Regions from separate parts of the Homo sapiens genome. Here region 1 is linked to region 2. A link is a contact called in ENCODE Hi-C or POLR2A ChIA-PET data. All regions are on one chromosome and are shown on one strand. Each heading gives the region's core, a stretch centred on a gene start or an enhancer-like site at or near the end of the contact. The rest is flanking DNA. Distances are from core to core; before and after follow the strand shown. Region 1 overlaps SLC6A6 (solute carrier family 6 member 6). Region 2 has its middle 65 kb from the start of LINC01267.

Region 1 (5,740 bases), core at 612-3,111, 150 kb after region 2:
TGCTCAGTCAGCCAGAGCTTTTGTTCCCTCCCGCCACCTCCCCCAGAGAGAATTGCCCCAGGTAAGCGAGTGCCTGCTCAGAGCAGAGTGGGCAGATGACTTCCCAAGAGCACATTACAGCAAAGGGTGACCCTGTTCCTTTCAAAGCATGGCTTCACCCATGGAGCCGGCAGGGTTTGGGCTTCCTGCACAAGGATGTTGTGTTTGTGCCACCAGTCTTAGGTGTTAGGTCCTTGGTCAAGGGGAAGACATTCTGGCCACCCACCCCGCAGGTTCTCAGCTCATGGTGAGGAACCCAGGCGGCCGAGGTGTGGGGTTAACGACTCTACAGGCCCCACCAGAAAGTGTTAGCTGAGCACGGTAGCTCCCATCTATAATCTCAGCACTTTGGGAGGCCAAGGCAGGTGGATCACTTGAGGTCAGGAGTTTGAGACTAGCCTGGCCAACATGGTGAAACCCCATCTCTACTAAAAATACTAAATAATTAGCTGGGCGTGGTGGCAGGCACCTGTAATCCCAGCTATTCAGGAGGCTGAGAAACGAGAATCTCTTGGACCCAGGTGGCGGAGGTTGCAGAGAGCTGAGATCGCACCCTGCACTCCAGCTTGGGCAACAGAGCTAGACTCTGTCTCAAAAAAAAAAAAAAAAAAAAAAAAAAGTCATAAGTACCTGCAGGGAAAAACCCAACATGGGCCCTTAAGTTCCCTTTCAGAGTAGAAGGGAAGGGTTGGTGGTCAGGGACAATCCAGGGCTTTTAGCCAAAAGCGTTGAGCCCTCACTGGGGCAGCACAAAACTTGGGATAAATCCAGGTTCTAACTCTGGCCTTGGGGGCCCCGTCCCCTCTTCCTCTCTGCCACACTCTGGCTTTCTGTTTCTTCACTATGTGCACCATGGCCCTCTTTACACCTGCTGTTCTCTGCTCTTAGAACAGTGTTCCCCCAGTTCTTTGCCCCCAGTTCTTTGCCTCAGCTTCAGTGTGGCTAAAAGCTTGTTCCCTAGAGCCGAGCTTCTGGGTTTGAATCCAGCTGTATGACCCTGGGCAAGTGGCTTTACTTCTCTGGGCCTCTTTCCATCATCCGGGCTGGTGAGGAGTAAGTGAGTGAGTTGGTGTCTGGAAAGGGCTTGGCACAGGGCCTGCCCACAGTGAGTCCTCAGCGAGCTGCTGTTGTTATGAAATGTCACCTCCGCAGAGGGGCCTACTTTGTTGTTTTCTGTGTGCTGGGCACTGTCATAAATAATTGCTCATTTATGTGTTTAGTGTCTATCTCCCCTTCTGCAGGTCAGCTTGGTAGGGCTCACCCACTGTCTCCAGTTCCTAGAGCAGTGCCTGGCACATAGTAGGGTGAGTTAACAGCCACTGCTTGCCAAAGCCACTCAAACCTTTGTTCTAACCCTGGACCTCTGAGATGCAGAGGGGAAGTGACTTGGCCTGCATGACCCAGCTTTCTGACCTCGCCCACTGCCCTTTCCCCGACTTAGCTGCTTGGGCTCTGCTGTGGGGCACCTCCGTTTGGAGTATGGTGTGTGCCTCAAACACCTTCATCTGGGGCAGCGCCAGCCACCCTGCCTCATCCTGGCCCTTCTCAGGCCATCCTGCCACCGGGAGCCTGCCGTGCCTCCACCCCTCCCCCTGCAACTGGCACGGTGGCACTCTCCTTGCTGCCTCTCCTCTGCTGCCAGACTGTGGTTCTCTGGGGCTTTGGGCCAGGTCCTGCCACTTCCAAGGAGATGATAAAACAGTTTGGACCCAGTCCCCAGACCTTATGTTCACCTGCCAATGTTTTTATGAGGGGAAGGTGACAAGTTGGCTGTCTATTAGACTCATACCGTGTCTCGCCACCCCCGGCGTTGTTCCAGAGGCTTGTTCTTTGCAAAACCTGCTCACTGTCATCCACTCTTCCCCAGCAAACCACAGACTAAGAAGAACTACGTGGTCTGGCTGGTCCCCATCCAGAGGTCACCTTGCCCCAGGGTGGCACCAAGGTCATGGAGTTGGGACGTGGGTGCAAATCCTGGCCCACTGTCCTGTAGCTGTGGGACCTGGGATAAGGCTTCCCCCTTCTCTGAGCCTCAGTCTCCTGATCTGTGAAAGGCAAGGCTGATGAGGCCGGGGGTGAGGTAGAGGCTTTTCTGCAGGGCTTAGTGTGATCCAGGCAGGAGGCTTCTAGCGGAGGTCGGGGGTCTCTGAGGGTAGACCCGTACTTTGGTGGGGTGGAGGTTGCAGTTAAATCAGGAGAGGGGAGGACCTCACCCGAGGATGCTGAACCCCAGGTAGATAACAAGCCCCTGTCCCAGAGACGGCATGCTGAAACGATTTCCTCAACAGAATTCACTTTCACTACGACCAGAATATTTTTGCTCATTGTTTCGGCTTTGTTCCGGGCAAAACAATGCCTGGCTTCCTGGATGACCTCACCGGGACAAGCCATCAGGGCTGTAGGCCAGCCTGGTCAGCATCTCCGCACGAGCCCATTCTTCCCTTTGCCACGGCCACCTTAGGTGACCTGGGGGCAATAGTGTGACCAAAGAGAGCAGACTGGCCACAGGCTGAGTCTGGCCCCCTCTGTGTTTGTGTTTGACCCAGGTGGTGGTTTAGAAACTGAAAAATGTGTGTGTGCATATAAACCAGATTTCAACATCTCTTGAGAAGCTGGAGGATCCAGCCCCAGTGGGCACCAGTCCCGAAGGCACCTGCAGTAGTGGGAGCTAAGGAGAGCTGCCTGTGAGAGTCCAGACTCCTCCTGTCCCCTGGTTCCCACTCTTCCCTGCGACCTCCCCACCCCAGTGGACTCCTGTCCTTTGCCCACCAGGCCTCTGGAGGCTTTGGAGCTCGCCACGCTTGAGTTAGCCTTTCCTTGGGAGCAGATAACCAACAGATACAGACCTCATGATACAATTCAATGATTCAATCTCTTAAAGGTGTACTTTTAAAATATATATAAAAGAGAAAAAGAAAGGCTTTGATTAATTTCCACTTAAAACAGCTACTCCACTTAGAGTGATGGAAAGAGCTTCTACTTTATTATTATTATTTTTTCATCTTTTTAGAAACAGGGTCTTGCTCTGTCACCCAGCCTGGAGTGAGGTGGCATGATCACAACTCACTGCAGCCTCCAACTCCCGGGTGCAAGTGATCCTCCTACCGCAGCCTCCTGAGTAGCTGGGACTGCAGGCGCACGTGACCACACCTGGCTAATTTTTTTTTAACTTTTTGTACAGACAGGGTCCAAATGTGTTGCCCAGGCTTATCTGGAACTCCTGGCCTCAAGCCACCCTTTCACTTCAGCCTTCCAGAGTGTTGGGATTAAAGGTGTGAGCCACCACGCCCACCCAGGAATAGCACTCTTAACAACAACTCCCTTTTTTTTTTTTTTTTTTTTTTTTTTTTTTTTTTTTTTTTTTTTTTTTTTGGTGCTTAATTGTTAAACACTAGGGCCAAGGAGAGTGCCCTTGGCAGGCATCACTAATAGATCCTGGCCATCCTGCTCACTGAGCCTGTACCTAGCCCAGAATCTATGGAGACAGTGGTCCAGGGAGCCCCATCAGAGTTCCCTGTTTGCTAGAGGAGGGCTCCAGTCCAGCACGCCATCTGTCCTGCCTGAGTCTGTGCTGTTTCATTAGCTGGCCTGGCCCAGCCCTGTGGCCCTTGGCACTGACTGCTCCCCAGGCCCTGTCCAGCCTCCTGAGCCCCGTCTCCATCATGTGGCCCTTCACTTCCCTGTTTGCCTTTGCCTAGTTCCCCAGTTTGTCAGCCGGCTTGCAGCTGGCTCCTTAAAGACACCAGACCCCATTTCATTTGATCCATAGCAGCTACAGTAGTTGAGAACATGGACTTCAGAGGCCAAGACAGACCTGGGGGGCATTTGGAGCTTAAGTGGCCTTTTCCTCATGTGTGACTGTGGACAAGTGACTTCACATCTCTGTGCTTTATCAGCACAGGAAGGATGGGAGCAGCACCCACTGAGGGGATTAGCTAAGAAAATGAAAATGTGCTTGTAGTCAGTGCTCTTTTTAAAAAGATGCATATTCTGCTTGTGTATATGGTCAGTGCTTAATAAACACAGCTATCTTTTTCTTAAAAGTAACTTTTTTTGTTTTTTTTTGGAGACAGGGTCTCGCTCTGTCACCCAGGCTGGAGTGCAGTGGGGCAATCATGGCTCACTGCAGCCTTGACCTCCAAGGCTCAAGTGACCCTCCCACCTCAGCCTCCCGAGTAGCTGGGACTACAGGCATGTGCCACCACATCCAGCTAATTTTTGTAGTTTTTGTAAAGATGGGGTTTTGCCATATTGCCCAGGCTGGAAGTTTTAAAATTGATAAATAAAAATTGTATATATTTATGGTGTATAACATGATGTTTCACATCTGCGTATGTTGTAGAATGACTGGATCAAGCCAATTAACTTACGTATCACCTCGCTTCCTAAGCATTTTTTGTGTGTAGTGAGAACGCTTAAAATCTACTCTCAACAGTTTTCAAGTATACAATATGTTATTAATTTTAATCAGCATGACACCATGACATACATAATAGATCTATCAAACTTACTCCTCGTACATAACTGAAATTTTGTGGTTTTTGACCAGCAATTCCCCAATACCTCTAACCATCCACTTTTTCTTATTTATTTATTTATTTATTATTTTATTTTATTTTATTTATTTTATTTTTTTGAGATGGAGTCTTGCTCTGTCGCCCAGGCTAGACTGCAGTGGTGCGATCTTGGCTCACTGCAGTGTCCGCCTCCCGGATTCCAGCGATTCTTCTGCCGTAGCTTCTTGAGTAGCTGGGATTACAGGAGTGCATCACATCATCTGGCTAATTTTTTTTTTTTTTTTTTTTTTGTATTTTTAGTAGAGATGGGGTTTTACCATGTTGGCCAGGCTGGTCTTGAACTCCTGACCTCAAGTGATCTGCCCACCTCGGCCTCCCAAAGTGCTGGAATTACAGGCGTGAGCCACCACGCCTGGCCCACTTTTTCTTTTTTTAAAACAAACACAGGGTAGAATGGTTGCCACAAAGTATAATAGAATTGCAATGTGGCTGTTTTTTTTTTTTAAAGCTACTATTTATTGATCAATTGGTATGTGCTGGGCTGTGTGCTGAATAACATTAGGCAGCATCCTGCTTAGTCCCTGGTCTTGTTTTTACCCTCATTTTTTACCAGTGAGGAAGCGGAGGCACAGAGAGGTTGTTACTTGCTCTGGGTCACACAGCTTAGTCATGGCCTCAGCCCAGAATCTGGCTCTGGAATGGGCAGAAAAGTGAGGAAAGGAGAGAGATGCCTGCTGTGGAAAGGGCGGGGCAAGGGGTCCAGCCAGGCACTTGATTCCACAGCAAGCCTAGTGGGCAGGGAGTTGTTTAGGCCTCAGTTTTCCCCACCTGTAGAATGGATGTCATCCAGGTCTCTTCTTGCCCCTGTTCTGGGACTCTAGGAGCTGCTTGCCCAACCCGCTGATCAGTTTGCTTAACCAAGAGGTTTGCTGAGAAACCTGGCCCAGAGATCCTTCTTAAAGGCCAGGTATGTGCTAGGCAGTTTGGGATGGGAGAAGCAGGCAAAATAGGAAACAGACAAGGACCTGGCCTCTTCCTAAAAGCATGGCAGAAGCTCCTGAGTGGTTATGCCATTGACAATATGAGATTTAAATCATTGTTCTCCACCAGAAAGAGACATGTAGGACACTGGTTGTTAAATTGAGAAGTGCAGGGTCTGCAGGACGGCAGGGCAGGTGCAGAGA
Region 2 (4,986 bases), core at 2,420-4,919:
TGCTTTGTCTCTTTAAAGCATTTCAGATGCTCCCAGGCAACTCCTGGAGATCTAGGACCACATTAATCTCCGCAGCCACGCCCCTTCCATCTGTTGAGTTTGGGCTCTCCTCAATCCCCCCACCCCCACTGCACCCACAGCACCAGTTGGTGTGGGCTCTGCGAATGCAAACTCATTTAAACGTCAGCTGGAGCAACAGAGCTCAGCAAAACAAGCAGGCAACAGAAATAGACATGACAATCACTGGCATCCTAGACTGTCAGCAGGACTTCCAGACCCTCTTAGCCCTTCCTGGGACAGGTAGCCCTTGGAGACACAAGATAACTAGGGACCCCAGCCAGGGGAAACTCATGCATATGCATATTTTGCATGTAATTTTGGAGGGGTCATGGGACCCATCTCACCTCAACATCTTGTGGGGTTTTTTTCCGTCTAAATGAACTGAGGTTCCCAGAAAGATTTTGTTTGCAAAAAGTGATCTGATTCCAAGAATTTGGAAATGACTGGTCTCATTGATTTTTCAGGCAGCTTCCAGTTAATAAGCTGTGAAAAAATGCTCAAATCCACTCCAGAAGCAGCAGTTCAGGGTACCTCTGTTGCAACCAGAAACCTCTTCCAACCCTCGACTTATCTTTTTGGAAGGGTGAACCTTGGGGTTTATCTTAAACGTGGAGGCACTCCTGCAGCATCAGTAAAAGTCTTTGACACTTTGAAGAGGAACCAAGGTTAAATTTCAGCAGGGAGGAGACACCCCATCTCTGTTCCTCGCCTCCACGGCCATGGCTCCTACCTTCTGCCTTGCACAATTCAGGCACCATCTGACAGAATACAAAAGCAGCCATGCCCTGTGGATTATTTAACTCTGAGGTCACAGCCATTCCCTGTGGATTATTTAACTCTGAGGTCCCAGCCATGGTCCTGAGTGGCCTTAATGTGTAGGCCTTGCCTTTGTGATTTCAGTGTCCCCCATCTTTTTTTTTTTTTTGAAACATTGTCTTGCTGGGTCACCCAGGCTGGAGTGCAGGGGTGCAATCTCTGCTCACTGCAACCTCCGCCTCCCGGGTTCAAGCAATTCTCCTGTCTCAGCCTCCTGAGTAGCTGGGATTACAGGCACCCACCACCACGCCAGGCTAATTTTAGTATTTTTAGTAGAAACGGGGTTTCTCCATGTTGGCCAGAGTGGTCCAAACTCCTGGCCACAGGTGATCCACCCACCTTGGCCTCCCAAAGTGTTGATTACAGGCGTGAGCCACCGTGCTCGGCCAATGTCCCCATCCTAACCAAAGGAGAGAGTGGAAGGTTGAACCAAAGGAGAGAGTGGAAGGTTGGGACAGGGACCAGCCCCATGTTACGTTCCCCTTCTTGTTCTAGGACTTTGCATGCTTAAGTTCTTGGCATTTGAAATCTTCTCTGTTCTCCTGATTGCTTTGTTTCTTAGCAAGGATTGGGGTAAAAGATCTCCCCCAGAGGAAGTGGTAAGGACAGAAGCTGAACAATAGGGCTGAGAGGGCTCTGGCACAGGAAGGATGGGAGACTGATGAGAGGGAAGTAAGAAATTGTTGGAAAGAGGCCAGCAGGAGAGGAGGGAGGTACTGATGTTACCTGGCTGTGGCACCAGCAGTTTGAGACCTGGAGGGACAGGTGTCTATGTGGGGTATCACGTGGTTGGGGAGGGGTAATTTCCACCTGCAACTGGGGGCTGCCTGAAACCCGATCAGAAGACTCATGGCATGGTGCTAATGGCCTCAGGGAGCTGGCAGGAAGCAGCTGGGCTGAGAAGTGGCTGCTGTGGCTCAAGGTGCCTGCTGGGTCCCTCTGCACTGCATTTGCTGTCGAATGTGCTCTCTGGCCAGGAACGCTGGGCTTTCACGTGCCACCAAGCACAGGATCCAAGGAGGAGAGATGGCCTATACTTGGTTGCCCCGGTTTCCTCATCTGTGCTGTGAGGTTGATCATCCATGGCAGGCCCACTTCCCAGTGTTGATCATCCATGGCAGGCCCACTTCCCAGTGTTGATCATCCATGGCAGGCCCACTTCCCAGTGTTGATCATCCATGGCAGGCCCACTTCCCAGTGTTGATCATCCATGGCAGGCCCACTTCCCAGTGTTGATCATCCATGGCAGGCCCACTTCCCAGTGTTGCTGGGAGTCAGAGCCGGGTGGTGGACGGAGGGAGTCTGTCCTGGCTCAGAGAGTGGCACGTGTGTCTTCTCCTTGGGTCAGCCTTCAGATCCAGTAGATGACCTTCTGGAACCCACAGCTCAGAGGCTAAAACTCACATGCCAACAGCATTTGCAAATGAGGGACGCAGCCCCAGCGCCATTCCTCACGTCATTGAGGGGAAGAATAGTATAGTGGCCATGAGCACAGACTGGTTTTGGCTAGACTGGGTCCAAATCTTGGCTCTGCCACTTACCAACCGCAGACCTCTGAATCTCGGTTTCCTCGTCAACAAAGGGATTAATAAACAGTAAAATAAATCATTGGCAAATAGCATATCGATACCTTCTGTTCGCTTATCCTGCAGCCATGACAGACACTGCTAATCATTCAAGATATTCTTTCTCACTGACCCTCAGAATCTTCTGTATGTCCAGAGCTCCAGGCAGCCACTCCCAATAGGTAGGATTTGGCATGTGAGATGAATCTTTTTTGTCATCTCATTACGATACCTTTAGAGCACAGTTTCTGGCACATAGCAGATCCTGCATAAAAGCTACCATTCAGCCTCTGCTCATTGCAAGAATCCTTATCCATTATCCCCAACTTCTGCTTACTCACCTCCAGTGACGGGAAGCTCACTGTTTCCTGAGAGTAGCCATTCCATTGCTGGACAGTTCTGATGATTAGGAAGTTCTCAAATGACCCTCCCTTTTTCCTCAAACAGTCTATAATTCTATGGCAAAGAGCCCCCTTCCTTCCTGCATGAGCTGTCATTTACAGATTTAGGTGATTTATTTTTAGGTGATAAGTTTGAACCTCCTGAGGAGTAAACCCTTTCTCTCAGCTTGCATATAGTTGATCCCAGGCTAGCTAAGCATCTTCAGCACTTGATGGACATGTTTGGGGGAGTGAGAGTGTGTGTGTGTGCATGTGTGTGTGTGTGTCTGTGTCAGAATGTATGGGTGAGTAGGAGAGATTGAGAAAGAGAAAAAAGAGAGAGAAGACAGAATGAGAGAATGTATTTTAAAGCATACCAGCCAATGTCACTCCTTATGTAAGCCCAATAGCTTCCCAGGGGATTGGGGTTGTATTCAGGGCCCCATCATTAGCTGATTAAGGCTGATTATTCCAAGGGGAGGGGGTAGTGAAAAGGGACAAGAAGTTACATAACTATCCATTTATTTAGATTTAATCCATGTTTCTAAATTTAGGAGCTGGAAGAATTCAAAGGTGCGCCCCCTGGCATTAGAAGTGGTGCTGGCCACACAGGGGAACGTGGGTGTGGTGAGTGTTGGAGACCAATACCACCCAGGGTCACAGTGGGGGATTTTTCCCAGGGCACAGTTCAGGGACTTCATCTCACAATCCCAGGAGAACTGTAAAAGGACCCAGTATTGCTCAACCCATTTCATACCCTGGAGCAGGTGCATAATGTGACTAGGATGGGGGCAGTGTTACAGAGGGGTGGAGAGCATGCTGATGTGGGAGAGGGAACCAGAACTGAATGTCCTGTGAAGGGGAGCAGCTCTAGGAAAACCTGGACAGTCATGGTCACCCCCAGGGTATCGCATGTGTTCATGCATATGTCCTAGTGTGGCCATTTCCAGATGGATTCCCTTTCTGCGTGGACTCATAGCTTTGCTGTTCTAAACATTTTGTGCAGGGGTGTAGAAAATCATGAAAGTCATTCAGGTTCTGCCTTCCACAAGGTCGCTGCATTTAAGTGGGCCTCTCTCATATCAAAAATAGTGTAGGTTCACATACATAAAGAGGTAATTTATTTGCAGATGGCTGCAAAGGACACTCTAACAAAATAATTATTACAACTTTTTTGGAAGCTAGAAGTATCTTGAGCAAAGGGAGTCATTTTCTGATTTGAGCAAAGACACCACATGGGCTCACAGTGACCTGCCTCTAACTTCCACGGATGCTGACTGTATCCAACTCCGAGTTCACATCAATAGTGATCCTGTTTAGAGAGAAGCTGCTGAAAGCTGAGGATAAAGAACAGCTGCAGAGCTGTGACTCATCATTCAAGGTCTCAGAAACATTGCAAAGGCCATTGCAAAGAGGTGACAGCACTCTGTAAGAGCGCATGAGGTAAGGTGCATATAAAAGCACTTTATTAACTGTAAGGAATCCACATTCATTTGAGGAAAGGCTGTGAAGTTGTGTTATAGTAGAACACATGCCAGACTTGAACTCAGCGGCTTTCTAGTTCTGTTACCAGTAAGAATCACATGGAAAAAAGGCTGCAAGAGACCCTGCTCCAGAGCCTGGCTCACAACGAACCCTCTATGAATGATTGATTTCTCTCTCAACACTACTTTTAAAGCACCCCGGCAGTGTGGACACTGGAATGTGATATTTTCTTTGAAACCCTATGTACTTACAATAAAATTCCAATTTGTTACCCTGACTAAAAATCCTGTGTCTGACGCCCTGCCCCCCAGTCCCACTCATGCCCTGCCACACTCTCTGGGCTCACTCTACTCCTTCCCTTGAACACACCAAGCCCATTCCTACCCCAGGGACTTTGCACTCACCACTCCTCTTCCTGGAACACTCTTCCCTCATCTTTCCTTGACTGGCTGTTTATCCTCATTCATGTCTCAGCATGAATGTCACCTCCTAGATGGAAAATAGCCCCTGGTGCCTCCAACCACCTCACTCTACTTCAACTTTCTGCATTGTCCTTACTGCTTTCATACACTTTCATCCTCTGCTTGCTTATTTTCTGTCTCCACCACCAAAATTTAAGCTCCACAAGGGCAGAGATTTTTGTCTGTCTTGCTCACTACTGTAGTCCAAACGGCGGGTGT

What was found. A loop is a pair of places that touch in the nucleus more often than their neighbours do. ChIA-PET counts read pairs that join two places held with the same protein, here RNA polymerase II (POLR2A). Pooled maps may share reads with other maps.
Region 1: a pooled map of gastrocnemius medialis shows a loop between it and region 2 (5-fold over the local background). The contact joins two enhancer-like sites. A Hi-C loop is called at or near these places in 3 of 50 pooled maps. POLR2A ChIA-PET finds 5 or more read pairs at or near these places in 4 of 52 experiments (AG04450, B cell, H1 and 1 more).

Annotation. Positions count from the first base shown.
Region 1 is chr3:14,433,171-14,438,910 of GRCh38, forward strand. The region is part of intron 2 of SLC6A6 (solute carrier family 6 member 6); the gene reads left to right. Among named protein-coding and RNA genes, the nearest start is that of SLC6A6, 33 kb to the left of the region's middle. RefSeq lists enhancers at 1,429-2,340, 2,341-3,252. Within about 2 kb of position 1,862, at least 14 of the 41 ENCODE cell types and tissues checked have a DNase peak (open chromatin) inside an H3K27ac peak, as active enhancers do.
Region 2 is chr3:14,285,572-14,290,557 of GRCh38, forward strand. No RefSeq gene overlaps it. Among named protein-coding and RNA genes, the nearest start is that of LINC01267, 65 kb to the right of the region's middle. Within about 2 kb of position 3,670, at least 2 of the 41 ENCODE cell types and tissues checked have a DNase peak (open chromatin) inside an H3K27ac peak, as active enhancers do.